Linked DNA regions of Homo sapiens: region 2 is linked to region 1. The links are chromatin loops, found by intact Hi-C in ENCODE. Cell type or tissue: GM12878. All regions are shown on one strand. Links, peaks and the distances in the headings refer to the core of each region. The heading gives the core; the rest is flanking DNA.

Region 1 (16,020 bases), core at 4,996-12,995:
CAATGGCACGATCTTGGCTCACTGCAACTTCTGCCTCCCAGGTTCAAGGGATTCTCCTGCCTTAGCCTCCTGAGTAGCTGGGATTCCAGGTGCCCAGCATATGCCCAGCTAATTTTTGTATTTTTAGTAGACTCAGTGTTTCACCATCTTGGTCAGGCTGGTCTTGAACTCCTGACCTCAGGTGATCTGCCCATCTCAGCCTCCCAAAATGTTGGGATTACAGGGGTGAGCCACTGCACCCAGCTGGGATTTTTAATAAGCCACATCTGCCCAAATGGGCCTTTCCAGGCTACTGTCTTATAATTTTGCACTTAAATTTGTATTTAAACCACACATTAATGCACTGTATGGAAAAAGTGAACACCAAACATACCTATTACTAATAAAAAGATTTCAAACAATAAAGCCAAAAGAGCAGAGAAACTAAAAATAAAAAATATGTATTTTATTTTCCTCTGCATGTTTTTGGTGAAGGCAGATCATAGATTACGCCCATGTCAGAAACAATGCAATTTTATAATTCTTATGAAAAATGGGCCAGGCGCAATGGCTCATACCTGTAATCCCAGCACCTTTGAGAGGCCTAAGTGGGTGGATCACCTGAGGTAGGGAGTTGGAGACCAGCCTGACCAACATGGAGAAACCCCGTCTCTACTAAAAATACAAAATTAGCTGGGCATGGTGGTGCATGCCCGTAATCCCAGCTACTAGGGAGGCCGAGGCAGGAGAATTGCTTGAACCCAGGAGGCAGAGGTTGCAGTGAGCCGAGATCGCTGGTTGTGGTGGTGTGCACCTGTAGTCCCAACTAGTCTGGAGGCTGTGGTGGAAGAATCTCTTGAGCCTGGGAGGTTGACGCTGCAGTGAGCCAAGATTGTCACCGAACTCCAGCCTGGGCAACAAAGCAAGACCTTGTCTCCAGAAAAACAAAAACAACAACAAAAAAAACTAATTAATATTTCAGTAAAATTTAGGTATAAATTTGGCAAGAATATAGTTCTTCACTTTTTTTCACTATGCTGCTCTTTTCTAAAATCAATTGATGAAATTTAAAAATTCGAGTGAATGTGTGTATGAAAACTGAATTAATCTGATATTTTCTTATATAAATTTGATTTCCATGATTACAGCTGAAATTGAGTTTAAGCTAACACAAATATTCAGGTGGTTTCCCTCCCTCCCTCTGTCCCTCCCTCTTTCTCTTTCTTTCTCCCTTTCTTTCTTTCTTCTTTCTTTCGACAGGATCTCTCTCTGTCGCCCAGGCTGGGTGTGGTGGCGGGTGCCTGTAATCCCAGCTGCTGGGGAGGCTGAGGCATGAGAATCACTTGAGCCTGGGAGGCAGAGGTTGCAGTGAGCCGACATCAGGCCACAGCACTCCAGCCTGGGCAACAGAATGAGACTATGTCTCAAAAGAATAAATAAAATGAAATGAAATGATGATAATAATAATAATAATAGTGCTAGTCTTAAGAGTGGGCTGTGCGGCTGGGCGCAGTGTAACCCCAGCATTTTGGGAGGCTGAGATGGGTAGATCACCTGAGGCCAAGAATTCAAGACCAGCCTGGCCAACATGATGAAACCCGTCTCTACTAAAAATACAAAAATTATCCAGGCATGGTGGCGCGCACCTGTAATCCCAGCTACTTAGAGACTGAGGCAGGAGAATCACTTGAACCCAGGAGGCAAAGGTTGCTGTGAGCCAAAGATCATGCCACTGCACTTCAGCCTGGGCGACAGAGCAAGACTCTGTCTCAAAAAAAAAAAGAGTGGGCTGTGACAGATGGATGACAATCCATTGAAAGCAGGTCTCAGCCATCTAGGTCAATCTGGGCAGCTGCTTATTTCTGTAAATAAAGTTTTATTGGAACACAGTTGAGCCTACTCATTTACATATTGGCAATGGCCTCTGTTCTACTTCCGGTTAAGACAAAGCCTCTAGCGCTCAAAGCCTAAAACAGGTATTAGCTGATGCTTTGCAGAATGTTTACTGACCCCTAATCTAAAGTATTTAGTACAGTTACTCGCATCTGGAAGATACCTGCTATTTATATGTTAAGTAAACTCAAAGGCAAAGATCAGCTTCTGTTTATCATTCTTCCTTTCCCTGGGTTCAGCAAAGGCCTTGCACATGTAGTGTGTGCTTTGTGAAATATGAAGTTAACATAATTCATGACAATAAAATATAATTGTCATGATATAGCATTCAGAGAAAGTTGATAAGTAATAAAACTTTGGGCACAGTTTCAATTTAAAATAATCCCAATCTACTTTTTCAGTATTCCGTAATTTCAGTTAGAGTGCAAATAATTATGTAATATTGGAATGCCATTCAACTGGCTTGTATTTATGTGAAGAGAAGTTGGTCAATGTGAAAGGAAACCAACATTACCATCTTTTTTTTTTGAAGCTGTAATGATCATAAAATGTAAATGCATTCTGCAAACTTCAAATAATGTGTTTTAATGGCCTAAACCCCTGGTAAAGTTAGCTTTTAGAGCAGACACAAAATAAAATTGGGTCCTGAATACTGGTTGGTGCATCATGGGGTAGAGGCAGAGGAAGAAAGAGGGGAGAGGCCAGGCGCAGTGGCTCACGCCTATAATCCCAGCACTTTGGGAGGCTGAGGCAGGCAGATCACTTGAGGTCAGGAGTTTCGAGGCCAGCCTGGCCAAAATGGTGAAACCCTGTCTCTACAGGAAAAAAAAAAATTTAGCTGGGCATGATGGCAAGTGCCTGTAATCCCAGATACGCGGGAGACTGAGGCAGGAGAATCGCTTGAACCTGGGAGGCAGAGGTTGCAGTGAGCTGAGATGGGACCACCGCACTCCAGCCTGGGTGACAGAGCGAGACGCCATCTCAAAAAAAAAATAAAAGAAAAAAAAAGAAGAAAGAGGGCAGAAAAAGAATGGAGCGAGATATCATTAGCTCACCACTCCAGCTGAAAATCAGTTCAAAGTAGAGCTCTGTGCCATACCAGTCCCCAGCGTGGGCACTTCTAATTACAGTCAATGAGCATTTTGTTTGTAAGGGAGAATTTTTTTTTTTTTTTTTAATAGGGACAGGGTCTCACTCTCTCGCCCAGGCTGGAGTGCAGCAGCATGATCATAGCTCTGCAGCCTTGAACTCCTGGGCTCAGTTGATCCTCCTGCCTTAGATTCCTGAGTAGCTGGGACTACTGGGACTACAGGTGCAGGTGTGAGCCACCACTCCTGGCCTTGGGGAGAATGTTAACTTCTAAGTAGAACTTAACCAGAGGCAACACTCAAGAATTCCCAAGAGCAGCAGGCATAGTGGCTCCCCCATGCCAGCATTTTGGGAGGCTGAGGCCAAGGATCCCTTCAGCCCAGGAGTTCCAGATGAGCCTGGGCAACGTAAGGAGACCTCATCTCTCTCTCTCTCTCTCTCTCTCTCCCTCTCTTTTTTTTTTTTTTTTTTTTTTGAGACAGGGTCTCACTCTGTTGCCCAGGTTTGGAGTACAGTGGCACGGTCTCGGCTCACTGCAGCCTCAACCTCTTGGGTTCATTGCCTCAGCCTCCCGAGTAGCTGGGATTACAGGTGTGCACCACCATGACCAGCTAATTTTTGTATTTTTAGTAGAGACAGGCTTTCACCAGCTTGGCCAAGCTGGTCTGGAACTCCTGACCTCAAGTGACCCGTCTGCCTTGGTCTCCCAAAGTGCTGGGATTACAGGTATGAGCCACTGCGCCTGGCCATGGATTTATTATTATTATTTTTTACTTTTTTATACAAAGACAGTAACCCCAAGAGGACAGAAACCTGCTCACAGCTGTATTTGGCACCTAATATGACATCTCGGAGGTATTCGAGGCTAATTTGTTGAAAAGTATGAAAGCAGGTTCTGTTTTTTTGGCTCTGTTGCCCAGGCTGGAGTGCAGTGGCGTAATCTTGGCTCACTGGAACCTCTGTCTCCCAGGCTCAAGTGATCCTCCCACTTCAACCACCCCAGTAGCTGGGACTATAGGCATGTGCCACCACAACTGGCTAATTTTTTATTTTTTGGTAGAGATGGGGGTCTTGCTGTGTAGTCCAAGCTGGTCTCAAATTCCTGGGTTCAAGTGATCCGCCCATCTCAGCCACCCAGAGTGCTGGGATTATAGTTATGAGCAACCGTGCCCTGTTAGCGGGTTATGTTCTAACCCCTGACAATGAACATTTTCCCTGCTCTCCTGGAGTGTATGTTTTAGTCAAGAAAGGCTGAAAGCGATCAAGAGAGCAAACAAGTTCATTATTAATAATCGTGATAATTGCTCTGAAGGAAACGGGGCCTAAGGTCAGAAAACCAGAATCATAATTTTTGTTCTTGACCCAGGGCCAGGCACAATATTTCGACGATGCCAAAAACTCAGTGATTTACATAAATTATACATATATATACGATTTTTTTCTTTTTCTTCTGTCACCCAGGCTGGAGTTGCAGTGGTGCGATCATAGCTCACTGCAGCCTAGAACTCCAGGGCTCAAGTGATCCTCCCACTTCAGCCTCCTGAGTAGCTAAGACCACAGGGGTGCACCACCACACCTGGCTAATTATTAATTAATTAATTATTTCAATGTTTTATTTAAAAAATTATTTATATAGAGATGGGGTCTCACTGTGTTGCCCAGACTGGTCTCAACCTCCAGGGTTGAAGCCATCCTCCCACCTCAGCCTCCCAAAGCGCTGATATTACAAGCATAAGCCACTGCACTGGGCCTATATAAATAATACTTTAGGCTGGGCACAGTGGCTCACGCCTGTAAGCCCAGCACTTTGGGAGGCCGAGGCGGGCGGATCACCTGAGGTCGGGAGTTTGAGACCAGCCTGACCAACATGAGGAAACCCCATTTCTGCTAAAAATACAAAATTAGCCGGGCATGGTGGTGCATGCCTGTAATCCCAGCTACTCGGGAGGCTGAGGCAGAAGAATCACTTGAACCCAGGAGGCAGAGGTTGCGGTGAGCTGAGATCGTGCCATTGCACTCCAGCCTGGGCAACAAGACCAAAACTCCATGTCAAAAAAAAAAAAAAAATTAGCTGGGCATGGTGGCATGCCCCTGTAGTCCCAGCTACTCGGGAGACTGAGGCAGGAAAATCGCTTGAACCTGGGAGGCGAAGGTTGTGGTGAGCCGAGATTGAGCCACTGCATTCCAGCCTGGGCAACACAGCAAGACTCTGACTCAAAAAAAAATAATAGGCCAGGCATGGTGGCTCACACCTGTAGTCCCCGCATTTTGGGAGGCCGAGGTGGGCGGATCTCTTGAGGTCAGGAGTTTGAGACCACCCTGGCCCTCATAGTGAAACCCCGTTTCTACTAAAAATGGAAAAATTAGCCAGGCGTGGTGGTACACGCTTGTAGTCCCAGCTACTCAAGAGGCGGAGGCAGGAGAATTGCTTGAACCTGGGAGGCAGAGGTTGCAGTGAGCCAAGATCACTTCACTGCACTCCAGCCTGGGTGACACAGCAAGACTTCATCTCAAAAAGAAAAATAAAAAAAATCAAAATAGGCCGGGCAACATGGCTCACGCCTGTAATCCCAACACTTTGAGAGGCTGAGGCGGGCAGATCACAAGGTCAGGAGTTCGAGACCAGCCTAACCAACATGGTGAAACTCCGGATCTACTAAAAATACAAAAAAAAATGACAGGCATGGTGGTGCGTGCCTGTAATCCCAGCTACTCAAGAGGCTGAGGCAGGAGAATCACTTGAACCCAGGAGATGGAGGTTGCAGTGAGCCGAGATTGCATCACTGCACTCCAGCCTGGGCAATAGAGTGAGACTGTGTCTCAAAAAAAAAAAAAAATCAAAATAAATGCAAACAGCCCATGATGAACAAAATATCAAACTTTTATATAATGACAGAACTGATATTAGGGTAAGGATGGCAAGGTGAGCCCTGCAATAGTTTCTCTGCTCCCGTTGCTTAATCTGCAAAATGGGATAAAATGGGATTGTATCTACCTTTTTTTGTTTTTGAGACGGAGTCTCCCTCTGTTGCCCAGGTTGGAGTGCAGTGGCAAGATCTTGGCTCACTGCAACCTCCGCCTACCGGGTTCAAGCGATTCTCCTGCCTTAGCCTCCTGAGTAGCTGGAATTACAGGCGCCTGTCACCACGCCCGGCTAATATTTTTGTATTTTTAGTAGAGACAGGGTTTCACAATGTTGGTCAGGCTTGTCTCGAACTCCTGACCTCAGATAATCCACCCGCCTGGGCCTTCCAAGGTGTGGGATTACAGGCATGAGCCACCGTGCCTGGCCTAGTATCTGCCTGTTTTTGTTTTTGTTTTTTTTTTTCTTTTTGAGACAGAGTCTTGCTCTGTCGCCCAGGCTGGAGAGCAGTGGCGTGATCTTGGCTCACTGCAACCTCAGCCTCCCAGGTTCAAGCAATTCTCCGGCCTCAGCCTCCCGAATAGCTGGGACTCCAGGCACGTGCCACCATGCCTGGCTAATTTTTTGTGTTTTTAGTAGAGACCGTGTTTCATCATGTTAGCCAGGATGGTTTCAATCTCCTGACCTCGTGATCTGCCTGCCTTGGCCTCCCAGAGTGCTGGGATTACAGGCATGAGCCACTGCGCCCAGCTTAGTATCTGCCTTTTAAGGCTTTATGAGGATTTGTCCAGAACTTCACACAGGAAGAGCTCAATACATGCTTATTACTCTTTTATTATTTTCATCAATATTATTAATCCTACGGTTGTGTACCACAGAACAAATATTTAAGCAATAACATCAAAATTTCAGAAAACTAAATGGGCTAGTTACTGTATTTTGTCGAACCTAAAACGTCACCATTTGTGAGATTTTCCATTATTTTATTTACTTATTTATTTATTCTGTAGAGTTGGGGTCTCTGTCACTATATTGGCCAGGCTGGTCTCGAGCTCCTGGGCTCAAGCGATCCTCCTATCTTGACCCTTCAAAGTGCTGGGATTACAGGCATAAACCACTGCATCTGGGCATGTTCCATTATTTTACGGACTATTAAATAAATGTTTTCAAATAATAGCAAGATGCCATTGACTGCAAAATACATATTGATTTTAGTTATATTAAAATGTAAAAACTAAAGTGCACTTTAGAATTGATAAAATATAATATTTGGGCCGGGTGCAGTGGCTCATGCCTGTAATCCCAGCACTTTGGGAGGCCAAGGTGGGCGGATCACTTGAGGTCAGGAGTTGGAGACGAGCCTGGCCAACACCCCGTCTCTACTAAAAATACAAAAATCAGCTGGACATGGCGGCTGAGCGCTTGTAATCCCAGCTAATTGGGAGGCTGAGGCAGAAGAATAGCTTCAACCCGGGAGGCGGAGGTTGCAGTCAGCTGAGATCCCACCAGGGCACTCCAGCATGGGCGACACAGTGAGACTCCGTCTCAAAAAAAAAAAAAAGAATATTCTGAGAATAAGTCTACATATTGGGTGCAGCATGCACTGGGGTGACGGGTGCACTAAAATCACAGAAGTCACCACTAAAGAGTTTATGTAACCCCAAAACCACCTGTACCCCAAAAGTTATTGAAATAAAAGTTTAAAAAATTAAGCTATTATAGGCCGGGCACGATGGCTCATGCCTGTAATCCCAGCACTTTGGGAGGCCAACGCGGGCAGATCACCTGAGGTCGGGAGTTTGAGACCAGCCTGACCAACATGGAGAAACCCCATCTCCACTAAAAAAATACAAAATTAGCCGGGGGTGGTGGCACATGCGTATAATCCCGGCTACTCCGGAGGCTGAGGCAGGAGAATCACGTGAACACGGGAGGCGGAGGTTGCGGTGAGCCAAGATCGCACCATTGCACTCCAGCCTGGGCAATAAGAGCAAAACTCCATTGCAAAAGAAAAAATTTTTTTAAAAAAATTAAGCTATTATCATTACATATGTTTATTATACTCTTTGCACATAAAAGTTTATACATTTTCGGCCGGGCGCGGTGGCTCACACCTGTAATCCCAGCACTTTGGGAGGCCGAGGTGGGCGGATCACAAGGTCAAGAGATCAAGACCATCCTGGCCAACATGATGAAACCCCGTCTCTATTAAAAGTACAAAAATTAGCTGGGCATAGTGGCACACGCCTGTAATCCCAGCTACTAGGGAGGCTGAGGCAGGAGAATCGCTTGAACCCGCGAGGCAGAGGTTGCAGTGAGCCGGGATTGTGCCACTGCACTCCAGCCTGGCGACAGGGCGGGACTCCATCTCAAAAAAAAAAAAAAAAAAGTTTATACATTTTCTAACTTTTATTGTACATTTCATTTTATCAACATAAAATTAACCTTTGGTTACTAAAAAAAATATATTGATAGATGGCAAGCATGCTTCCAAACGGATTGGACTTGTTGTAGTCAATTGATGTTTATGATTTAAAAAAAAAAAAGAAAACAAAACCTGTTCATTTAAACAATCATTATTATTTCCAGGTATTTTATGAGGAAGGGGCTTACACAGACATTTCTGTAACTAATAAATTATTTTTCTGCTTCTTTAGAGTTAATTATTCACAGTTACTTTGCGTAGTTACATGAGTTAGCTCTTCCCAACATTAGTAGTATTTGTTTTGTTTTGTTTTGTTTTTGGAAAATTTTCATCTAAATCACCGTGGGATATAATCACCATTCCACATGTTGCTTTGTTCAGTTGTACAGTACCTACCTTAGCCTCTGTAAAATTTGGTAAATATCACTGCTTTCTGGTTAAGTTCTGTGGAAGAAGGCAGAAAAAAAAATTACACCTCCCATGTCCCTTGTTGAATTAAGAGTACACAGACTTCTCTTTCCCCTTTTTTAAAATAAGTATCGTGGCAGTTGAAAACAGGTGCTAATTCAGTTCATTCACGATATGAGAAAGATCAATGTACATTTGAAACTCTCTTCAGAGCAGAAAATTGTTAAGAGTTGCGCAAAACAGAAAGCAGGTCCTTTTCTAAATATAGCAACGTCATATGACCCCACTGGTCTTTGTACTCAGAGAATTAAGGTATTAGACACATTGCTCCACGGATGCAGCATATAATTACTCTGGGGAAGAGGGACTATGACCAACGAGCACAGATATTAATATAAATATTGGGCTTGTGTCTGTCCTTTTTGATCTAAGGAAATAGACTTTTGAATGTTGCTGGGACATCCCCACATGACAGCTTGTCAACTGTGTAAACTTTCCCACTGCACACAGAAAACAGTTCTTCCATCTCTTTGGTTTTATTTTTATACCCCTTTTCACAGCAGTCAATGTTTAAACACTTTTCAAACAGTAGACTTTTTTTTGTCTATTTCCTTCTTTAACTGTGAGGTCTCAAACTGATGCTAATTCAGTTTTGTTGGTTATCATGATCATTTATGATACTAGATAGTTCTCAATTTAGGTCCCCTGTAATTAATCTCTGTGAACGTGGTGTTTTGTTTGTTTTGTTTGGTAACAACTCTTTACAGGGTAATTTGGACATGTATCCTTAAAGCTTTTAGTGCTTTTTAATTTTTTTAGTCTTTATTTTTAAAGACCATTTCAAGTTTACTGTGTATCTGGGAGAAATTAAAGATTAAATTGGGAGTGCAATGTTCAAGAGCTATCACTGCATTTAAATGTGTTTATCTGCAAGCTAAAATTCTTAACACCACCATTCTATTTTGCAGGAGGTAAGTCTTTCCAGCCAAGCAAGGGTTTGCAAAGCCGAGGTTAGTCAGTAAGGGCCGATACATATTAAAATTGAGAAAAGGCCTGTCCAAGCTTGGGGAAAAGCAGCTGTTCTCACACTGCTATCAGCATTTATCAAGGGGGAAATTTTTGTGTTAGCCCTCTGGGCCCACGGGAGGGAAGGAGTAGAAGGAAGTAACTATGATAGTTGCATATTTGAAGGAAGCAGAGGCCTCAGCTGGTTGCTAAAAAATCAATTTAAAAAATAAATGATGGAGCTCAGGCATACGGCAAGTTGTGGACTGAGAATTTGGTTTCAGGATTAGGGTGTTTCTACTTGGAAATTTACCATCCAGTTCCCTGGACCTGTCTTGGGGCATTTTTGTTGTTGTTGTTGTTGTTGTTTTGTTTTGATTTTTTTTGAGACAGGGTCTCACTGTCTCCCAGGCTGGAGTGCAGTGGCGCGATCTTGGCTCACTGCAACCTCTACCTCCCTGGTTCAAGTGATTCTCGTACCTCAGCCGCCCAAGTAGCTGGGATTACAAGTATGGGCCAGCACATCCGGCTAACGTTTGTATTTTTAGTAGAGATGGGGTTTCACCATGTTGGCCAGATTGGTCTCAAACTCCTGACCTCAGGTGATCAGCCTGCCTCCACCTCCTAAACTGCTGGGATTATAGGCGTGAGCCACCGCCCCGACTTTGGATTGAGGATACTCATTGATTAGTTTCAGATGTCCCTTATGAAATCAATTTCTTCATAAACCTTTTACTCCATATTGTCTTTTACAAAAAAGAGTACATTTCTGTACTATTATATACTTAAAATTATTTGTTAAACTATGTATTTTTGACAAATAAATCCAAAGACTCCAAATTTTAAAAAATAACCCCTCTTTTCAAAACAGCCTTCCCAAAGTTAAATTAAAAGTTGAGTTGGGGCTGGGCACAATGGCTCGCGCCTGTAATCCTAGCACTTTGGGAGGCCAAGGACAGCGGATCACGAGGTCAGGAGTTCAAGACCAGCCTGGCCAATATGGTGAAACCCCGTCTCTACTAAAAATACAAAAATTAGCTGGGCATGGCGGCGTGTGCCTGTAGTCCCAGCTACTTGGGAGGCTGAGGCAGAAGAATCACTTGAACCTGGGAGGCGGAGGTTGCAGTGAGCCAAGATCGTGCCACTGCACCACTCTAGCCTGGGCAACCAGAGTGAAACTCCATCTCAAAAAAAAAAAAAAAAAGTTGAGTTGGTCTCTATGACCTTTGCTTGTCTTTAAAAACAAAAAAATTAAACAAACTGCTTTTCTGGAATGTCCCTTGCAAAACGATAAATTATAACTTTATCAACTTCCCTAGAGGCCTTCAAAACAAAAGGAAAAAGTTAAATTAAGTTCAATCACTCTATTAGTTCATTCTAAAAGGTAACATTCCCCGAAATATATTTTTGTTCAGAGTACAACATTTAGAGAGCCGCGGGGTGGGATGAGGTGGTTCAGGCCTGTAATCCCAGCACTTTGGGAGGCTGAGGCCAGCGGATCACCTAAGGTCAGGAGTTCGAGACCAGCCTGGCCAACATGAAGAAACCCTGTCCCTACTAAAAATACAAAAATTAGCCGGGTGTGGTAGCATGCACCTGTAATCCCAGCTACTTGGGAGGCTGAAGCAGGAAAATTGCTTGAACCCAGGAGGCAGAGGTTGCAGTGAGCCGAGATTGTGTCACTGCACTCCAGCCTGGGCGACCGAGGCTCCATCTCAAAATAACTAATTAAGTAATAAAAAAACCCTCAAAATAAATATATAAGTAATAAAGAACCGCGAACGCAGCTTTCCTTTTTGAATGCTGAGTGAGGATCCCTGGCCAGAGGGAAACTTGGGCAGATACCAGTCACGATTCACCAGGAGCGCTCCGGATTCAGGGTTTTACTTCCTTAATTACAGAACCGAAACTGGCTAAGTGTTGACTGATCAAGAGTTAAGAGTTTCGAAGTTAAGGAAGCAGTAAACTCATTTCCAAGAGTTGTCTTCCCAAACTACTCCTTCTCCTAATACGTGTAGGATTTTCCTAGTCTAAGACAGAGGTCTCTCTCTCTCTGTCTCTTGCTCTCTTTCTTTCCCTTTAATAACCCCAAGTATTTGATAGTTCATTAATATGAAAGAGAGTTTTGTAGTTTCCTTAATAAAATGTTGAGCACCTCCAGAAGGGAGAGAATTTCCCCCAATAACATTATCTATGGACATTTTCTGCCTTTTTGTGAAACCTCCCTGAAGCTTAGCCCTGCCTTCATTTCTGATTAATCACTTGGGCTCACAAGATAATTCAGGAATCACACTCCACCAGCAGTGAACTATCTTTAGGAGATGAATTGATTAAAACTCACTGTTTGATGACTTGGGTTTGATACGGTTCAGCATTTTTCGAATACAATTAGAGATATTTAAATCTTTCCAATAAAAGGAGAAGGTGGATTTTTTAAAAATCCACCATATGTCTCTAAATCATTTTCATTTTATCTAAAGAATGGGGAATTTAACATCTCCAGAAATATCTGGCTTCCTTTTTTTTTTTTTTTTAATGTAGTCAGTAGGTCAAAAAAAAAAAAACCCACATGTAATAGGAAGTGAACATATTATACACGTTTTAAAAATTTGTTCATATATATATCATTTAAACCTGAGTCCTCTAAACTTTGTTCCTATAGAATTTTCACTGTATATTTTCACACATATATATTTTTATATGTTTATCCATACGTAAATACTTACACACAGTGAGGTTATTGAGAAAGTAGTCTTGGAATCCAGATACTAAAACCACAACACTTTAGAATTGGAAACCATACAATTTTGTTTATTCCAGCTCTATCATTATAGAAAGGGATACTTGGGCTGAGAGAAGTTATTTAGCTTGCTTGAAGATCTTTGTATTCTGGTCTTGAATTTGCCACATAATAAATATTGCACTTAACCTTGAGGGTTTCTGTCTCCTCATCTGTAAAATAGGTCCACTGGAAGACGATTTTTAATTTAGTTGAATGTATCTGATTTTGCAAACACGGGGGTTTTGGAGCATGCAAAAGAGGATGATGTTCAGGAGTCCAAATGACTAGTCAGCCCAACCTTTTTAGCCAATGGATTCATTTATTTTGGCCCTGGACAGGTATTAGCTGTCCTTTAAAAGATTGGCTTCTGGCAGTTTGGGTTTCCCCCACACGTTTGCTTCTGTGTATTTTTATCAGCCCTCGACTCAGAAGAATCCAATTAGAGTCAATTCCTTTAGTGCAAGTGGCAGCAAATACTAGACTATCCAGAATTGTCAGAATCTTGTTTCCTGCTTTACCCAGCCGTCTTGTCTCCATTTTACATAGTTTTCAGCTTTGCTGGAGGAATAGGCCTGCTGTACTTTTTGGAATTTCCTCAGCCACTCATCATTTCAGGCTGAACATTAATGATTTATCCAGCAAAGGTTATTAAAATTGACTATAGTCTCTGAAGAAAGGATAGTTTGTCAAACCCACATCTTAAGACTCATTGGATATATTTTGCATGAATTGTGATTAATGCAAGGTAATTTCAGAGGATGGCTTTTGCTAATTAATAAATCAATCACATTGACTCATCTTGGTAGACTGAACTTTAAAAGTTCATTACTGACTTGCTCAAAACCAGAATCCCACACATACATAGTTTAGTGGTTTAAGGCAATTCTTAAGAAAGCAAACAGATTGAGCAATACTTTAATTCAGAAACAAATTGCTTAATCTGTGTCCTCTAAAAATAACGTGCCTGAGAAAGAAAAACTATAAAATACAGGCAATACACTAACATATTCCTGCTTCTTGATTGATTTCACATATACAACAAAGCTCACATCATTATAAAAGATTTGGAAAGGTCATATGGAAACATCACACTACCAATAGAAGGATTTCTGAAGTAGTTGAAAGCACCAACTTTACCTAAAACAACAAAACAAAACAAAAAATGTAACCAAGTTGTTATAAATTGTCCGCTCTAAAGTTCTAGAGATCTTATGGAATAAATGCAGGCTATTATTATTATTATTTTTTGCTTCTGCCCAAAGCGAAGTTTAGTTATTTAAAAAGCCACTGGAATTGTGCTTTCAAGAAAGCAAAAATGGCTTGTGTTTTTCATATTACTTTGAAAGGGACAGACATGCCCTTCAACAGAAAGCAATAAGCTGCCATTCAAAGAATGGAGTTTCCCTGCAGCTAATGGCAGTGGGATCTGAATCAGATAATACACATATGTAGAATCTTTAGGACCAAACCACAAAAAAAAAAAAAAAAAAAAAATCAAAGCAAAGCAAAAAGCAAAACAAAACAAAACAAAAAAAGAAGAAGTGTAATTCAAGTCCTGTATAAATTAAACCTACAGTAATTTTCTCAAAGTGTATTTTCTGTTTTAGGTTACTAGAGTATTTTAAAACTTTCTCCATGAACAAATAGGAATGTCCATATACAAAAAAAAGTGGAACCTGGATTCCAGCCAGGAGGGGTCTGCAACCACGTAGAACAATTGGAGACTTAACAATCTGTAATATTCGTGTTATATTCTATAATATTCACTGAAATAGACCTCAATGACTTTGAGCTCAGGACTCCATGAATTTCTTCCACATGTGCTTCCTCTGGATGATGGGGGAGGCAGGGGAAAGGGAGAGCAAACAGCTGCTTGAGATGGGAGGGGGCAGAGAGGTGAGGAGGAGAGGAGCTTAGGAGGACTGAGATCCTCATTACCTACCCTCAATAGCTGTGGCACAATAATTCTTTTCTTTTGGAATGCAAATATGGTATTTATAGCCAATCAGGTCTTTTGAGTGGATTAACATTTAGTCCTTTTGATATGGGAAGAAAGAAGGGGGAAGGAGAAGGAAGAAAGAAGAAAAGAAATTTAAAAAAATTAAAAGTAGGGAGAAATAGATTAATCCTGACACTAATATAATGATCTGGATAGCTAAACTACATCGATGTTTCTGGGGTGCCAGGTATAGGCTAACACTTTCTTTTTATACTTATCCCCTAAATCTCCAATTAAGTAAACCTTACCCTAGCTGACACTCCCTCAGTTTCTTCAAATCTTTTAGTCATCTTTCTTGAGGGCATTTAATGTTTTTCCTACTTTAAATTCACGCTCTTGCTAAAGACCATCTATGTAAGATAGGTGCACTATTCATGGCACAATTATGCGGTTCCCAGTTAAAATGTGATAAGGGAAGTTATAGCTGGATTCTCCTATGATGTAATGTAGTCTTTGAATGACACTTTAAACAGTCACAGCTTTTCTCCATTGGGATCCCCATTCTGCCCCTCAAAGCTGTGTGATCTTGGGTACCTCTTCACACTTCAGTTTTGCCATCTGTAAAATGGGTATAGCAATGGTATCAAACCTTAAGCGGCATTACGGAGGCCAAATATGCTAATGTGTATGTTTGGTGTAGAGTAAGCCCCAAATAAAGACTAGCCATTGTTTTCGTGGCCATTTTTTGTCTGTTGAGAAACTGTTAATGCAGCAACTTTCTCCGGGTTAGAGTTGGATTAACTAACAAGCTTCTGAGGAAAATATTAAAATTTCCCGTGATTTTCCACAGTGGCTATTTAATATATATTACATCAAGCAAGCAGGTAAAGAAAAGCAATACTTTCAGGTGTAAATACAGCACCTGGATTGGGTTGATTTTGGTAATTCGGTTTTTTTCCTTAGACAAAGCTAGGTTTTCAAGCCAAACAGTACACAGCTGTAGAAAACAGTCACTTAAAATTTCAAAAGGTTGCTCTGTATGTGTAATTACTATTATTATTATTATTTCAGACAGAGTCTTGCTCTGTCGCCCAGACTGGAGTGCAGTGGTGTGATCTCGACTCACTGCAACGCTCAAGGGATTCCCATGCCTCAGCCTCCTGAGTAGCTCGGTGTAAAATTACAGGCATGTGCCACCACGCCCGGCTAATTTTTGTATTTTTAATAGAGATGGGGTTTCGCCATGTTGGCTAGGCTGTTCTGGAACTCCTAACCTCAAGTGATCCGCCCACTTCGGCCTCCCAAGGTCCTGAGATGACAGGTGTGAGCCACCTTGCCCGGCCCCGTATGTGTAATTATGTATCTACTTTTATTCTTGATGTTGTTTATAAGTACATTCCCTCTTGTTTTTCTTACTCATTCTTACCAATGGACTTAAACTTAATTTTATTGGACTTTACAAAGAATGAGTGATTTTTTTTTTTTTTTTTGAGACGGAGACCCCGTCGCCCAGACTGGGGTACAGTGGCGCAATCTCGGCTCACTGCAAGCTCCGCCTCCCGGGTTCACGCCATTCTCCTGCCTCAGCTTGCCGAGTAGCTGGGACTACAGGCGCCCCGCCCGGCTAATTTTTTGTA
Region 2 (16,020 bases), core at 5,484-13,483, 280 kb after region 1:
AAATAAATAATAAAAAAAAGGATAAAGAAAAGAGAGTTTGAGGAGAAAGATTCTCTCTCTCTCTCTTTTTTTTTTTTTTTGAGATGGAGTCTCTCTCTGTTGCCCAGGCTGGAGTGGCAGTGGCATGACCTCAGCCCACCTCAACCTCTGCCTCCCGGGTTCAAGCAATTCTGCCTCAGCCTCCCGAGTAGCTGGGATTACAGGTGCCTGCCACCACGCCTGGCTAATTTTTGTATTTTTAGTAGACAGAGCGTTTCGCCATGTTGGCCAGGCTGGTCTTGAACTTCTGACCTCAGGTGATCCACTCGCCTCGGCCTCCCAAAGTGCTGGGATTACAGGCGTGAGCCACCATGCCCAACCCACTGTGGCTTTCTAAAGCCAGACTTAGAGTTAACCAGATCTGCTGAGATCTTTCCTTACTTACACCTACTAAAGGTGAATTTATTGTTCTTTTGTTAATGAATACATCAAAATACTCGTATCTTTTATTAATCTCAGATAAAAGATCACTAGAGTATTGGAGGAATCGTTTCTAATACAACTTTTTCAGAAGAGGGGAAAGCAGCTTTTCAAAATGAAAATGAGGTCACTATTTCGTTCACGTGACTGTCATCTTGTGAAGTTCATTTTATTACAACCTGATCTTATAAAAAGAATCTCATTTTGGTTTAACTTTTTTAGGCTACCTAACAGATAACTTAAAAGTTTAGCTGAGAGTATTTATTTCCAAATTCCACAGTTGTCTTAAGAAATTTTAGAAAAAAAGGCAAAACACTGTGTACAAAACAGTTCAATGTGGTGTTATCTAAAATAGTGTGGTTTGTAGTAATTCCACGTATAATAGTACAGCAAAAGAAAAATGACTTATTCAAGGCTTGTTACACTGACACCATGAGATATCTTGTAGCCATAAAATTGTAATCGTGTTGTTTATGAGGAAAAAGAAACCAAAGCGAAATATATCTGATATAATTTTACATACACAAAGCATAAAACAAAATAGTTTGCACTGAACTGGGGAGTCAGCCAGCGAGCATTTAATTGAGTGCCTACTATATGCCAGCTACTTTCATAAGTATGAAATGGTCAATGTAAAAAATATTTGCAAGGACTGTGTAAAATTAAGATTGTGCCGGGGAATGGGATTATCATGGTTGTTTTTCCGTTCTCTCCTCTAACGTTTAAAAATACGTTGTGGTTTCATAATAAAGAAAAATACATGTCTGAAACAGCGTCATAATAAACGTTGCAGATGCTGATTTTGTGCTAACTTGATGCCAGGCACTGCTCTGAGCAGTGTGTGTCTGTATCTGATTTACTTCCATGATGATGGTATTATCACCATAGAACAACGCCATTATTACCATAATAGCACCACGCCCATTTTATAGTGAAGAAACTGAGACAGGATGTTCTAGCTCAGTGTCTTAGCTTGAACAAGCTCTCCCACTTAGCTCAGTGGGAATCCATGTTCTTAACCAAGACTTCCAGCATATCACACAGGGGTCTGCAATACAGTTATGCATGTGGCAGCTCCTATAGTATTTTCTCGACATTTGGCCTTTGGAGTGGCTCCCTCCCATTATACTGGGGTGTTCTGTGTTTTTCTGATTTATCACTCCCCTAAATCTTTACTCATAGGCAATACTCAATCAGGCATTGAATAAATCAATCAATTCCCCTCTCATAAAAGAGGCCAGGGATAATGTTGTTCACTTTCTTTTCTTTTAGAAGTGTCTGTCAGCTCCCTGAGATTTTCATAGAATTTTTTTTTCCTACATGCCCCACCACTGCCAGTTTCAACAGACAAGGCTAACTCAGTTCACTAGACAAGCAAACACTTCAACTGAGAAGGCAGTGATAAACACAGGAAGTTATTTCACCCTGGGAATATTCCGGAAACCAACTTTGAATAATTGCTTCATGTTCAGTTGGACACAAGTTCACTCCCAGGTTGACTCACGTATGTAAATGCTCCTGACTACCATCTGACTGCATCACACACACACCCCTACCTTTCCAAAATGCTAACTACACAGCATGAATCAGCCGCTCCTGATTCAGAGCCCCGAGTCCTTCATCATCAACCTGGGCTCCTGCCTTTGTCTCCTACCCTCATCCAGTCCAACAGCAAACCCCACCCGCCCCATCTTCTAAATAAATCCAGAATCTGATCACTCCTCACCATCCTGCAGCAGCACCTCAGTCAAATTCCAGTCATCACTGAGCTGCGTGACAGCAACAGCCTCCAAACTCCTCTCCCCGTTTCTTCCATTGGAAGGCTTGGAGCTGATCTGACTTAAATTTTAAAAGACTCATTCTGGCCGCTGTGTGGAGGGTGCACTGGAAGCTCACCTCTTTCTCTGGACCAATTTCTATCTGCTTTTTCCCTTCACATCTAAAATAGGTGCTCCCCGGGGATTTGGCTCCTGATCTTATACATACATGTATATATATATATGGGGCGTGTGTATATATATACACACACACACACACGCACACACACATATTTGAAATGGAGTCTCACTCTGTCACCTAGGCTGGAGTGCAGTGGCGTAATCTCGGTTCACTGTAACCTCTGCCTCCCGGGTTCAAGTGATTCTCCTGCCTCAGCCTCCCGAGTAGCTAGGACTATAGGCAGGCACCACCACGCCTGGCTAATTTTTGTATTTTTAGTAGAGATGGGGTTTTGCCATGTTGGCCAGGCTGGTCTTGAATACCTGGGATTACAGGAGTGAGCCACTGTGCCCGGCCGCTGATCCAATATTTTACAAAGTTTGTGAAGAGGATGACTAATTCGTGGAATCACAGGTTTTAATAAGTTCAGGGGCACTGGGCTCAGCAACTTGCAACTGGTTATTTACTGCAGGGATTCTCAGAACCTTTAGTATCCTCACGTGTCCTGGGGATCCTCAAGAGAAAGACAACAGTGGGTGTTTTCAAACCATGATGTTGTCTCAGATTCCTCCAGGGCTTGCTCCCTTTGTCCTTCAGGTTCATGCTCCATGTCACCTCCTCAGAGAAGCTGTCGCTGGCTATCCATAACATCCCGTCCTCTTTCCCTGACTTAGTATTTTGGGATGTGTGGCATTTATCAACATTAATAAAACGATATCTCTTTTTTCCTATTTATTACTATTATTTTTGCTTATGTAACCTCTTGAATTATCTTTGCTGATTAGTTTCTGCTACTTAGAGTCAGTAACCCAGAATCTATTAATATAACCTTCAGGAGTGTGCATGACGAAGTTATATTCTGTCCTGCTTAGTCTTCAGTGGTCACACGTTTTTTGTTTTTTGTTAGACAAAACAAAACAAAAACCCAAAAACGTGTGACCACTGAAGGTCAAACGTGTGACCCTGCTCTGTTGCCCAGGCTGGAGTGCAGTGATGCCATCTCAGCTCCCTGCAACCTCCGCCTCCCAGTCTCAAGCAATCCTCCCATCTCAGCCTCCTGAGTAGCTGGGACTAAGGGCACACACCACTACACCCAGCTAATTTTTTTGTATCTTTTTTTTTTTTTGAAGGAGTTTTTGGTCTTGTTGCCCAGGCTGGAAGCAATGGCGGGATCTCGGCTCACTGCAACTTTTGCCTCCCGGTTTCAAGCAATTCTCCTGCCTCAACCTCCTGAGTAGCTGGGATTACAGGCATGCACCACCAAGCCTGGCTAGTTTTGTTTTTTGTTTTTTGTTTTTTTTTTGAGACGGAGTCTCCCTCTTTCGCCCAGGCCAGACTGCAGTGGCGCGATCTCGGCTCACTGCAAGCTCCGCCTCCTGGGTTCACGCCATTCTCCTGCCTCAGCCTCCAGAGTAGCTGGGACTGCAGGCGCCCGGCTAATTTTTTGTATTTTTAGTAGAGACAGGGTTTCACCATGTTAGCCAGGACGGACTCGATCTCCTGACCTCGTGATCTGCCCGCCTCGGCCTCCCAAAGTGCTGGGATTACAGGTGTGAGCCACCGTGCTCTGCCTAGTTTTGTATTTTTAATAGAGACGGGGTTTCTCCATGTTGGTCAGGCTGGTCTCGAACTCCCAACCTCAGGTTATCCGCCCGCCTCAGCCTTTCAAAGTAGTGGGATTACAGGCGTGAGCCACCGCACCTGGCCTTTTTTTTTTGTATCTTTAGTAGAGATGGGGTTTTGCCATGTTGCCCAGGCTGGTTTCAAACTCCTGAGCTCAAGCAATCTGCCTGCCTTGGTCTCCCAAAGGATGGGATTACAGGCATGAGCCGCCCGTGCCCGGCCTTTGTTTTTCCTATTTATTATCTGACTTTCCCCGCTAGACTGTAAGATCCAGGAGAGCAAGAGCTTTGTCAGCCTCGCTCTCTGTGCAGCTAGACTGTAAGATCCAGGAGAGCAAGAACTTTGTCAGCCTCGCTCTCTGTGCATCTTCAGTTTCTACAACAGCACGTAACATGCAGTAGGTGCTCTCATTAAATCTTGTTGAATGGACACAGGTGTATTGATTTTCTATCATTATGTAGCAAATCACTGCAGAGTTAGTCACTTAAAACAATACCCATTTACTGTCTAACAGTTTGAGACTCTGGGTATAAGTTAGATGGGTCCTTCGCTTTGAGTCTCACTCGGCTGAAATCAACATGTTGGTCAGGGTTGTCATCTCATTTGAGGCCTGGGTCCTCTTCTGAGCCCACTAGTTTTTGACAGAATTCAGTTCCTGGGCAGTTGTAGGACTGAGGGACTCAGCTCCTGGAGCTCCTAGTTGGCCGCTGTGTTGTTCTCTCCACAGCATGGCAGTTTGTCTTGTGTCCCATACAAAGCCATGGGACAACGTCTGCTGCTGCTTCCCTAGTTCCTTTTAAGGGATCACCTGATTAAACCAGGCCTACCCAGGATAAACTTCCTCTTGATCAAATCAGAGTCAACTGACTGGGGACCTTAGATACAACATTCTTTTACCTTTGTCATGTAACTTAATCATAGTAGTGAAAGCTCATCAATTCAAAGGTCCAGCCAATGTTCCAGGTAAGGGGATTATGGATGCCATGTACACCAGGTCAAGGAGGGGACAATCTTGGGGACCACTTTAGAATTCTGCCTAGCACAATGTGAAGCTTTATATCCCTTAGAATACCTTATAGGATTGGTGGTCCTCTGGGAAATGCTTTGAGAAAGGTGCTTTCTCTTCCCCAATTCATCAACCTCATTTCTTAAACTAGAGAGCATATCTGCAGACAGCTCTGGGGGCTGAGCAGGTAAGAAGAGTTCTGTGGGGATTGTGTAAAAGTGAGACTAAGCCCCAGCAAAGGGGAAGGGTCATTTGGTGTCCTATATTTTGTCCGTGATCCCCCAACTTCCAATATTTCAAGAGAACATGGAAATCTGAATTTGCATATGCATTTTTCTGGTGTTTAAATCTTGGAAACAAATTCAAGTTTTAGCAGAATGCGTTGCCCTTTCCCGAAGAAACATGACTGTAGGCTGTACTGGGGAGGTTGCGTTGAAAATTGTTGCTGAAATGATCACTGTCTTTTGAAGGCTACTGCACCCATATCTTTGACTGGAAACTCTTCTCTGAAGTGTCATTTACATTTCTACTTGCTTGCATGGTGGAAATGTTTCTTGAGCTCAGAACAGAAAGTCCACTAACAGTTTCATCATATTTTTACTCCCTCCTCATAGTCACACGTCCTTCCTGGTGGGGTTAAGGGTTTTCACATACACCTGTTCAACCAACCTCAGACCTCAGTGATGTTTATGACTTGTTCTGTCTCTGTCACTTTCCTAACATCCAACTATCATGGGGTGAAAAAAATCGCTCTTAGAAAAGCTGCTTGAAGCCCTCTCTCTCCTGGCAGGAGGGCAGGAGGATGTATTTATGGAGAAAGTTTGCTTTTTCCTTGGAAAATCATGCTAATAGAACTTGAATTACAGAATTTAAAGCCTGTCAGGGAGGAAAGTGACAAATTAACCTACTTGGAAGAGAAATGGAAAAGCAGGTCTTATGAATGATCAGATTCTGTCACTTCCCTGCCCAAAATGCTCTAGCATCTTCCTATCAAGTTCAGGCTAAAATCCAGGTCTTACCATCATGGTTACAAGGTCTTTCTGGTTTCTGACAGCCTGTCCAACATTATCCAAGGGCACACGAGCTCTTTTCAATGTGTCAAATGTGCATTCACCTTAGGGCTTGTACAGTACCTCTTCCTTTTGTCTGGAATGCTTTTCTTCCTCATATTTGCATGATTCACTCCCCAGTCTATGAAACTCTGTGGTCAAATGTCATCTTAAAAGAGCCTTTCCCTGATCAACCCAACTAAATTCACATGCCCTTTTCTCGGTATTACTCCACTTTTTCATTTACTAATAGCATATTCCAGTTTTTGACATCTTATCACTAGTTGTTTGTTTATTGCCTGTTTCCTGTACCAAAATATAAGCTCCTTGAAGGGAAGAACTTTGTTTTGTTCACTTCTTTATTCTAAGAAATTAGAACAGTGCCTTATCCACAGCATAGATTCTCAGTAAATATTTATTCAATGAATGAACGAATGCAAGGATGGATGAACAAATGAATGGTAGGTCTGTTAATCTATCAATAAGAGGTGTTGCATCTCTGCAAAGAGATGTTTTGTTGTACATTTATTTTCTTTTCATAACTGTCTTTATTATCTCCTTGTTTCTAATTTTTCTAGGTTTGATTGCTTTTATTTTTCTAATTTTCTAAAGTGTGTGCTTAGGTCATTGATTTTCTTCCTCTCTTGTTAGCTAATATGTGTATTTAAAGATAAACATTTCCCTATAAGCACAGCTTTAGCTGAATCCTACATTTTGATATGTCAAATAAATATTTTCTAATTTCTACTGTGATTTCTCTTAAATCATGAGCTATTTGGATTGCTTTGCCTCATTTTCAATTATTTAGACATTTTCTTATCCTTAGTTATTGGTTTCTAGCTAATTCCACTGTAGTCAGAGAACATATTGTGTGTTTTTAGCATTTGAAGTTTGTTGAGACCTACTCCATAGTCCAGCATGTGACAACTTTTGTTAAATGTTCCGTGTGCACTTAGAAAAAGAAGAGGTAGTGTGCAGTTATTGGTTGGTTTGTTCTACAAATGTCAGTTAGGCTGAGTGTGTAAATAGTGCTGGTCAAAATTTCTCCATTCTTACTGACTTAAATTATCTTTTTGTTTATCAGTTGCTGATAGAAATAGGTTAAAGCCTACTTCTATAATTGTGGATTTATTTCTCCTTTTAGATCTGGCAGTTTCTGCTTTATGTATATTGAAACTATTCTAGCAGGTACTGTAGATTTAGAATTGCTTTTTCTTGTAGGATTGACCCTTTTTGTTATTATAAGATAATCCTCTTTACCTTTTATATTGTTTCTTTTCTTAAAGTGTATTTCATCTGATACTAGAATAGCTACACTAGCTTTCTTTTGATTAGTATGTTCATGAAATATCTGTTTCTATCTTTATTTTCATCTTTTCTGTGTGCTTATATTAGGTCTTATCTCTTGTAAGAAGATTATATTTGGGTTTTTTTTTAATTTAGCATAAAATCTGTCTTTTAGTTGGAATATTTAGTCTATTTACACTTAAAGTAATTATTAGTATAGTACTATCACAATATTAATATATTACTATTTTAATTAGTTTCAACTTTTACCAGTTCCCCCTTTTCTCCCTTCTGACCTTTTAAATTAATGAGGTCTTTTTTCAATCATTGTGCTTCTCCTATTAGCTTGTTTTTTCTATATTTTTTATTACCTTATAGATTACAATGATAATTCCTGACTTATCAGAGTCTAATAAAATTAGTACATTTGCTAGCTCTCAGGCAATAAAATAATTTGGAACATGTTTAGTACCGTTTTTTTCTTGACTACCTTTTGTGTTATTGCTACCATGTATTTGAACTCTACATATATTTTATTTTATTTTATGTTTTATTTCTTTTTGAGATGGAGGCTTGCTCTGTCGCCCAGGCTGGAGTGCAGTGGCACAATCTTGGCTTGCTGCAACCTCTGCCTCCCGGGTTCAAGTGATTCTCCTGCCTCAGCCTCCCGAGCAGCTGGGATTACAGGCATGCACCACCATGCCTGCCTAATTTTTGTATTTTTAGTAGAAATGGGGTTTCACCATGTTGGCCAGGCTGGTCTCAAACTCCTGACCTGAAGTGATCCACCCACTTTGGCCTCCCAAAGTGCTGGAATTACAGGTGTGAGCCACCACACTTGGCCTTCTATATATTTTTTAAATCCCAGAAGACATTATTATGATCTTTTAATAGAGTTGGTATTCGTTTAGATTTACCGACACATTTGTCCTTCTGTTGCTTTTAATTCTTTCCTATGTTTTTATTCTTCCATCTGAGATCATTTTATTTTTTTCTTAAAGAGTATCTTTTAGTATTTCTTTTAGTAAGGACCTGCTGGTAATATAGAATTTAGTTTTTGTTTATCTGAAAACATAGCAATCTTCAATTTTGATAGCTATTTCTTACTGGGTGTAGAACTATAGGTTGGCAGGGTTTTTTTTAAACCCCTTTTGTTTTTCTTTCTTCTTTTCTTTCTTTTTCTTTTCCATCTTATCTTTTTTTTTTTTTTTTAAGGAGTTTGTCCTCAGACTTTGATTAGTTCTGCTGAATCAGCTGTCAGTCTTATTGTTGCTTTCAATTGAAGTGGAGCACTGCATCTCTCTTTTAGGATGCCTTCGAGGTATTTGTCTAGCTTTCATGTTTGTACTCAGTAGGTAAGATGGTCTGCAACTATGTAGCCATTTTTCCCAAGAGAAATTTCACATATTAAATGGCTTTGGTTTTCCACAGATGATGTTAGAGATAGCAAGTGGAGGTAGAGGGAATGAAGGGAGATCAAATCAAGAGAGGTTAAGATAGAGGAAGTAGCTTTACCTAAGGTGAGTAGACCCTAGACAACTGGCAGAACGCTGGGCCAAAGGAAAGATATAGGGGGCAGGATGGCATTTTCTGCAGATAAATGACCCCAGAAATTCAGACACTGTGATATCCAATATTCACTTTATATCTCTCTTTATTGTGTTGTATTTCCCTTAAGTAAGTGAGGTTCAGAGAGGATAATCAGCTTGTCCAACATCAAACAGCCGGTCAGAGTGACAGGCTGACATTCAAACTCATGCCAGTAGACTCTAGATCCCACACCTTTCGCTGCTGAACTATATTAAAGATCAGAGGCTTTTAAAGTTTTCTTATTACAAATCATAATAAGAAATACATTTTGAGTCTATACACATACATTAGTAATCAAAACAAACCTTCCACTAATGGATGTTAACCATATTACCCGTGATGCACCATGAGCTTTCTGTTGTATTCTATTCTATTCCATTCTGTTCCATTCCATTTCATTTGCTGGATCAACATAAGTGGGTTGGGCCCTGGCTTCAAATAAAAACCACTGCTAAAGACAGGAACTTACCTTAAAGGTTAAAAAAAGTACATAACTCCGATTAGCCAAGAAAAACTCAGAAAGTGAGAAGGAAGGGCAAAAAAAAAAAAAAAAAAGTCACTTCTTTTTGTCTTTCAGGAATTTTAATAATAAAACAGCTTTGGATCACCTATTTTAGATTCTTCTAGTAGACAGCCCCCAGTAGATTCCTTAACTTTTCAAATGGCATTGAAAAAGCGAGGAAGTTATTTCACCTCTTTGGGAGGCTGTCTCAGTCCTCTCTATCCATTGGAGGGCAGGGCAGCCACTCAATAAGTGTCTGTTGCATGAGTCAAGTAAAGGATCAGACCGGGGTGTCTCAGAGCCTTCCCTGCTCTTCTATTCTCTGTTAAGCCACTGAATGAAGAAGGCTGCCACATTTTCCTCTGGGTCAATATCAACAGCAAAACAATATCCCAGAACGGTCATTTCTGGGACAATAAATAGTTTTCCAGAGCTGCTATCTTAGGCCTCTCTGCCACTAAGGGATTAAAGAGAAATGCACACCCCTCCAGAATTTCCTGTCCTGTCTTGCGGTTAACTTAAAACATTTTCAACTCCCGCCTCCCCCTTTCTCACCATCTCTCTTCATGGTTAAAGAGGTTATAAATTTGCAAAGGAAATGATTAAGCAAATCCAGAAAATTTGGCCATGGGACCTGATTTTTCAAGGCCTTAGTTTTTGAAAGCTGAAGAAATCTGTCCACTGAAGGATTTGCACATGAGTTTTTTAGTCTTAGGGCTGGGGCATAATTTCCTGTTTTTGTATTCTCAAAACTGTTAAGCTACTTGTGAACAACTGGCCAGCAAAGATAGGGAGGGGGCAGGGGATGCGGAGAGAGGGTTGTGAGCCCAGAGGGGAGGAGAAAGGCTGTTTCTCCTCAGTTCTCACAGAACCTCTATGAAAATAGAAAGATTTATTTATTTATTTACTTTAAAGACTGTGAAGTAGAGACAAGGGGTAGATTCTAGACATTGAAGTTGGAGGTGTGAGTGGTAAAGAGGAGAAGAAACATGTTTTAGCAGGAACTTGAATAAGCTGATTGAAACTCAAAGAACAGTCTGTTTCCATAAGCATGAACATTTCTTAGACACTCATTTTGTGCTTTGCATGGAATACATCGTTAAATCCCCACAGCAACTCAGTGAGGTGGATTCTACTAGTGTCTCCACTTTATGGATGTGAAAGTGAAGCTGGAAGAAGTTAAGGAACCTGCTCAAAGCCACGTGGCTAGCAAGTAGCACCACTGGGATTGCAACCAAGGCTGTTTGGACCCAGAGCCTGTGTTCATAGCTACTGCTCTCTTCTGAAGATAAAGGAGGAGACAAGGATGTCAGCATGACCATAGCATACATGTTCATTTATTTAGAGCCAGGGAAGGGGGTGGGACACTAATCAAGGTTGCCCCTTCCCTTCACTTCCCTTCCCTTCCCTTCCCTTCCCTTCCCTCCCCTCCCTTCTCCTCCCCTCCCCTCCCCTTCCCTTCCCTTTTTTCTCCTCTTAAAGCCACCAACTGTGCTAGGTATTTGTATGTTTACTCTCAGATCATTTTTCCAAGCTTCTCTTCAAACTGCATTTCCCAGGTTCCATTACCAACTGGCTTCTGGTTAAGTTCAGCCAGTGGGCGGCACTGACACGTATTTTTCCTGCCTCCTCCCTCCAGTCAACAAAAAGGTACTGCTTGCAGAAGCCTCCATTGGGTTCCAGCTACCCTCAAGCAGCCTCACCCCCATCCACATGGGGTTCTATTTCCCACAGGGTGCCGGGTTCCCTAGCTCCAGAAGCATCACCTCTTCCCTTTGGCTGTGTGTCTCTAGTGGTGGTTCTTTTTGTAGCCTATTTCTATTTCTTTCTTTCTTTTTTTTTTTAAATTATACTTTAAGTTTTAGGGTACATGTGCACAATGTGCAGGTTAGTTACATAGGTATACATGTGCCATGTTCTATTTCTAATCTCCGGGTGGGCCTCACGGCCCCATGGTTGTCTTTTCAACTCTTCCAGTACCTTTAAAACTAGCACCCATATTAATGTCCTTCTATTCAGCTCCTTGTCATGGGATAGAGGTTCCCGAGAAAACCCTAAGACACAGATCACAGATTTTTCTTTTTTTTTTTTGGAACAAAGTCTCGCTCTTGTCCCCCAGGCTGGAGTGCGATGGTGTGATCTCGGTTCATGGCAACCTCTGCCTCCCGGGTTCAAGGGATTCTCCTGCCTCAGCCCCCCGAGTAGCTGGGATTACAGGCGTCTGCCACCACACCCGGCTAATTTTTGTATTTTTAGTAGAGATGGGATTCTCCTTCCTCAGCCCCCCGAGTAGCTGGGATTACAGGCGTCTGCCACCACACCCGGCTAATTTTTGTATTTTTAGTAGAGATGGGGTTTTACCATGTTGGCCAGGCTGGTCTAGAACTCCTGACCTCAGGTGATCCACCCGTCTTGGCCTCCCAAAGTGCTGGGATTACAGGCGTGAGCCACCGCGCCTGGCCGACACAGAGGTTTTTAACCTAAGACACAGACCCTGAGACAAAAACTTAGGTGCAAGTAGTTTATTTGGGAAGTGATCCCAGGAAGCACAAAAGGTGGGGTGGGGGGGCGTGCTCATGAGTATGTTACTGCTGTGGGTGACGGGTGGCTCGGTCTTGCTGAGGACCCTTGAGAGAACACAAAGACGACCCCTCAACATTGTCCCACTGAGAGATGGGGCAGCTGAGGTGTTTACCTTTCCTCTCCCATCTTTCACTGATTGAGAATTGTCCTTCGGGGCATAAAATTTCAGGTATTTTCAAAATGCCATGCAGGTGGGCTAAACAAGCTCCTACAGCCCCTGGAGAAAGCCACCGAGAGGAAAAGCAAAGAACGAGGAGTTTTGGGGTGGGAAGCTGTCAGTGCTGCAGGTAAACTCGGGTAGTCTGAAGACGATGGGGCAGGGCAGCCACAGCACCTACTGCCATGGCGACTTGGCCACCGTTATAAGTAGATGCAACTGTACAACCAAGGATAGCCAAGGGTGGACCTGAGCCCCCTCTCCAGAAATTCTGCCTTACTTTAGAATGGGGTGAACAGCAGGGAAAATGAACATTTTTCTTTGCTTTTTCTCCTCCCTCCTTTCTTTTTTCTAGATAAGCCAGCCAGCCAACTGCTTATGAGGATAAGGAGAAACTGGGGCAAAGTTTAAGGATGTCGCAAAGTCTGGGTGGCCTTCAGTCCATGAAAGAGAACACATCTGTTCTATCTCAGGCTGAGGTCATCTGCATCCTCATCAATAAGCTGACTGAGCACTCATTACCTGCCAGACACGGTGCCTACATGCTCTAAATGCACGGTCTCGTTTATTCTCAGCAACTTTCCGAGGTAAGTGCTGTTAGCATTCCCATTCCACAGAGGAACAAACTAAGGCTCTGAGAAGAAGTAATTTGCTCAAGACCTCACAGCCTGGGATCATGGGTATGAATCATCTGGGTGAATGATGAGGCCAAATCCCAAGTCCATGTTTATGACACTTAGAAATAACCATTTAAATGTCCTTTGAAGGGTCAAAACCATTTAGAGGTTTTATCTCTTTCTTACAATCTTCAAAGAAGTTTAACACCTTATAATAAATATCTCACAGATAACTCAGGTCACTTAGTGAATATTAGTTGAATTGCTTTTGTATTAGATCCTACCTGCAGCCAAAATATAAATCTATGTTACCCTCCAGCTCAAATATCTTCCATGGCTCCCCATTGCCGTCAAGAGACAATTTAAACTCGTTACTATGGACTTTTTACTCCAAGTCCTTGAGATCCATCTGTGCCACCTCCCCAGCTTCCATCCTCTTATCCGTTCTCCTCACAGTCTCACTTCAGCCATGCTAAGCTACCTGCCATTCTCTCTGTGGACCCTGGGCTCTTGCACTTGCTGTTCTTCTGGGAGCCCTTTTGTCCAACGCTTATTCATTCTGTGTGAGTTAACTCAACTGTCACCTCCCCAAAGTGGCCAACCTCCACCCACTGTGGTCTTGCGCCAGTGCCTTCCCCTGAGTCCCATGACACCCTGCATTTGCTTCTCTTACATTGTATTATTATTATCTTTTTGCCTGCCTGTCTCTCCCACAGACATGAAAGCAAGCTTTTATGTACTTAGGTTGGATTTCAACCTTGGCTCTGCCATGTGTGTTCTTGGGCAAAGTTGTTTTTTTCTCTGTGAGCCTTAGTTTCCTCAGCTGCCAAATAAGCAGTGAACAAAGTTAAGTCATGTGACACACAATACCTGGCATATAGTGAGGTTCAATGTTAGCTTTTTTTATCTAAGCATCTTCAGGGCCAGTCTTTGGACCAAACATGCTGTTGATGCTCAGTGAAGTGGTAGCTCTACCTGGACCAGTGGTTTTCAAATTTTCTCCTTCATTGGAACCTCCTGAGAGGCTGCTAAAACACAGGTTACTGGGTCCCACCCCAAGAGTTTTTGATTCTGCGGGTATGGAGTGGGGCTTGAGAGTTTGCATTCCTAACATGTTCTCAGGTGGTGCTGAGGCTGCTGGTCCTGGGACTGTACTTTTAGAACCACTGGGCTGGTTACCTGGGAAGGGTAGATGTCTGGTTAGGGTGATCAGACATTCAGAGCTAAAACAAATTCACACTAGAGGATAAGGCAATCCACAATGGGTGTGGCCACAGGATATTTGTTTAGCAATTTATCCATTCAACCAATATTTGTTGAGTATCTACCATGTCCAGGCATTGTGCTAGACACTGACAATAGAACAATGAATGAGCAAGACAAGAAGGTTCAGATCTTGATAAGTTCACATTCTAGTGGCACTGCTTTGGAAGGTGGGGGCCGTCATTACACAAATCCCATGGGTGTGAATTGAAGGGACACAGTTAGTTTGGGGAATGGTTAGCCTTAAAGCCACTGATACCAATAATGGCTTTACTGTCTACTGTATCATTGTATTGCCTTCTCAACATGATTTCACCAAAATGATTCATTGAAACTGATTATGGTATTCCCATAATCCCCTTGCCTGGAACTGCATCCATCATTCAGCACAGTTTTAGGATGAAGTCAACCCATGGAACATGGCAGAATGGAGTGTCAGAGAACCAGAGCCAGGCTATGAGACTTAACACCAGTTATATGAAACGATACATTTCCTCATTATCGTTGTTAGCTGGAAGAGAGTCTCAGAGAATCAAAGCCAAAGATGTTATACAACACCTATTATATGAAATGATAAATACCCTTATTGTTACGATTATCTGCCAATTCAAGTAGGGGTTTTCTGTTACTTGGTGCTAAAAGTTCCCCATGATAGAATAGCTTGCCTTTCCTAAGTGCTTACAATGTGCCAGCCACTGCACTAAATGTTTGGTATGCACCATCTCACTGCATGCTGGCAGCAACTCCACGAGTAGGCTCTATTATTAGCCCATTGTTGAGGGAGGACACTCAGAGTTTAAATCACTTGCTCTTTAGTTGGGAGTGGAGAAGATGAGAGGTAAGGCTGCTTTGTGGAGCAGGATGGGCCAGTAAGGATTACTTAAATGCATTGCAATGACACCAACTGAAACGTTTTGCAATCACACAATCTTCCTTGAGCTTCTTCCAAGATAGAGCAGATAAGGATGGAAACACAAACCAACCAACCTTATCTTCATTTGGAGGACTGAGAATCATAGAAGGCAACTGACTTGCCCAGTTCAGCTTTCTCGTTCTAGTTCTCCTAATTAAACTTGACTGCTTTCTAGAAGTTAATCAACAAATACACTCTCAGGCTGCTTTGGCCCAGTTTCCCGGTTAGGCAATCAGGGAAAAAGGGCTAGGCATTGTAAAACCCCAGGTCCTGCAGCTCCCCCACGTGGCTGCATTTTGACAAAAGCAAGCTTCTGAGAGAGTAGATCACGTAAGGAACCAGCCCTTCCATGGCTGTCATTAGCAGAAGTGCAGCTGGGGGCCATTTTGTCAAGAAGTGCTTATTTGGAAAAACAAAACAAAACAAAAAATGAAAAAAAAAAAAAAAATCTATACAGGTGCATGCCAGTCCCCCGGTAATGAAATGTAACAAAGGAAGCACTTAAGTTCAGTGAGGGAAATACAGCTTTAAATTACAGATTGTACCCAGAGCACTTTATAAACGGTAATGTGTGATAATGTATTATCCTTACTTCTGTGAAATTGTGGACTGCAACTTCTGCCGGGGCCAGTTAAAGGGCCAGGAGATGGAGAGGGTTGCGTGAATGCCATTCAAGAAAAGGGCAACAGAGGCTAAGGGGTTAAACTCCCCAGAAAACCAATTTATGCAAAGGGCTGGATCCTGACCGGCATTCTGCACTAAAGATCTGAATTACAAATTTAGAGAATTTGCTGCTCGGTAAGTAATTTCTTTTCTTCCTAATGGAGACTATAATTTCCAGTGGGCCGGTGCCACTTAATTTGCACTGATAGAGTGAACAAAATCTTGACCACGGAGAAGCCTAATTCTACTCACCGTGCAAAATTGCCCTTTAAAAAGGCTTAAAGAGGGACATTCAAAGGATGGTTAAAACCAACCCCTATAATCTTACATTGCTGCAAAGCACATTCCCTAGTTTCCCCTGTGTTTGTAT

What was found. Peaks named below come from ENCODE experiments on the same cell type or tissue, not always from the same donor. Only the 100,000 strongest peaks of a DNase experiment are listed, where the experiment ranks them.
Region 2: it touches region 1 in a loop (3-fold over the local background); 5 of 110 quality-filtered maps call a loop at or near these places.

Annotation. Positions count from the first base shown.
Region 1 is chr20:53,643,578-53,659,597 of GRCh38, forward strand. No RefSeq gene overlaps it. Among named protein-coding and RNA genes, the nearest start is that of ZNF217, 58 kb to the left of the region's middle. RefSeq lists enhancers at 9,625-9,674, 11,447-11,566. In GM12878, for the core only: no CTCF peak of the experiment used is centred there; DNase peaks (open chromatin) are centred at 8,954 and 12,794; H3K4me3 peaks cover 2,923 bases; H3K27ac peaks cover 4,827 bases.
Region 2 is chr20:53,924,814-53,940,833 of GRCh38, forward strand. It overlaps BCAS1-AS1 (BCAS1 antisense RNA 1), which reads left to right. Exons shown (of 5, transcript NR_199019.1): 2 at 12,550-12,781; 3 at 15,619-15,785. Among named protein-coding and RNA genes, the nearest start is that of BCAS1-AS1, 17 kb to the left of the region's middle. RefSeq lists enhancers at 6,160-6,259, 10,199-10,700 and a silencer at 13,957-14,251. In GM12878, for the core only: a CTCF peak has its summit at 9,720; a DNase peak (open chromatin) is centred at 5,668; H3K4me3 peaks cover 2,121 bases; H3K27ac peaks cover 5,382 bases.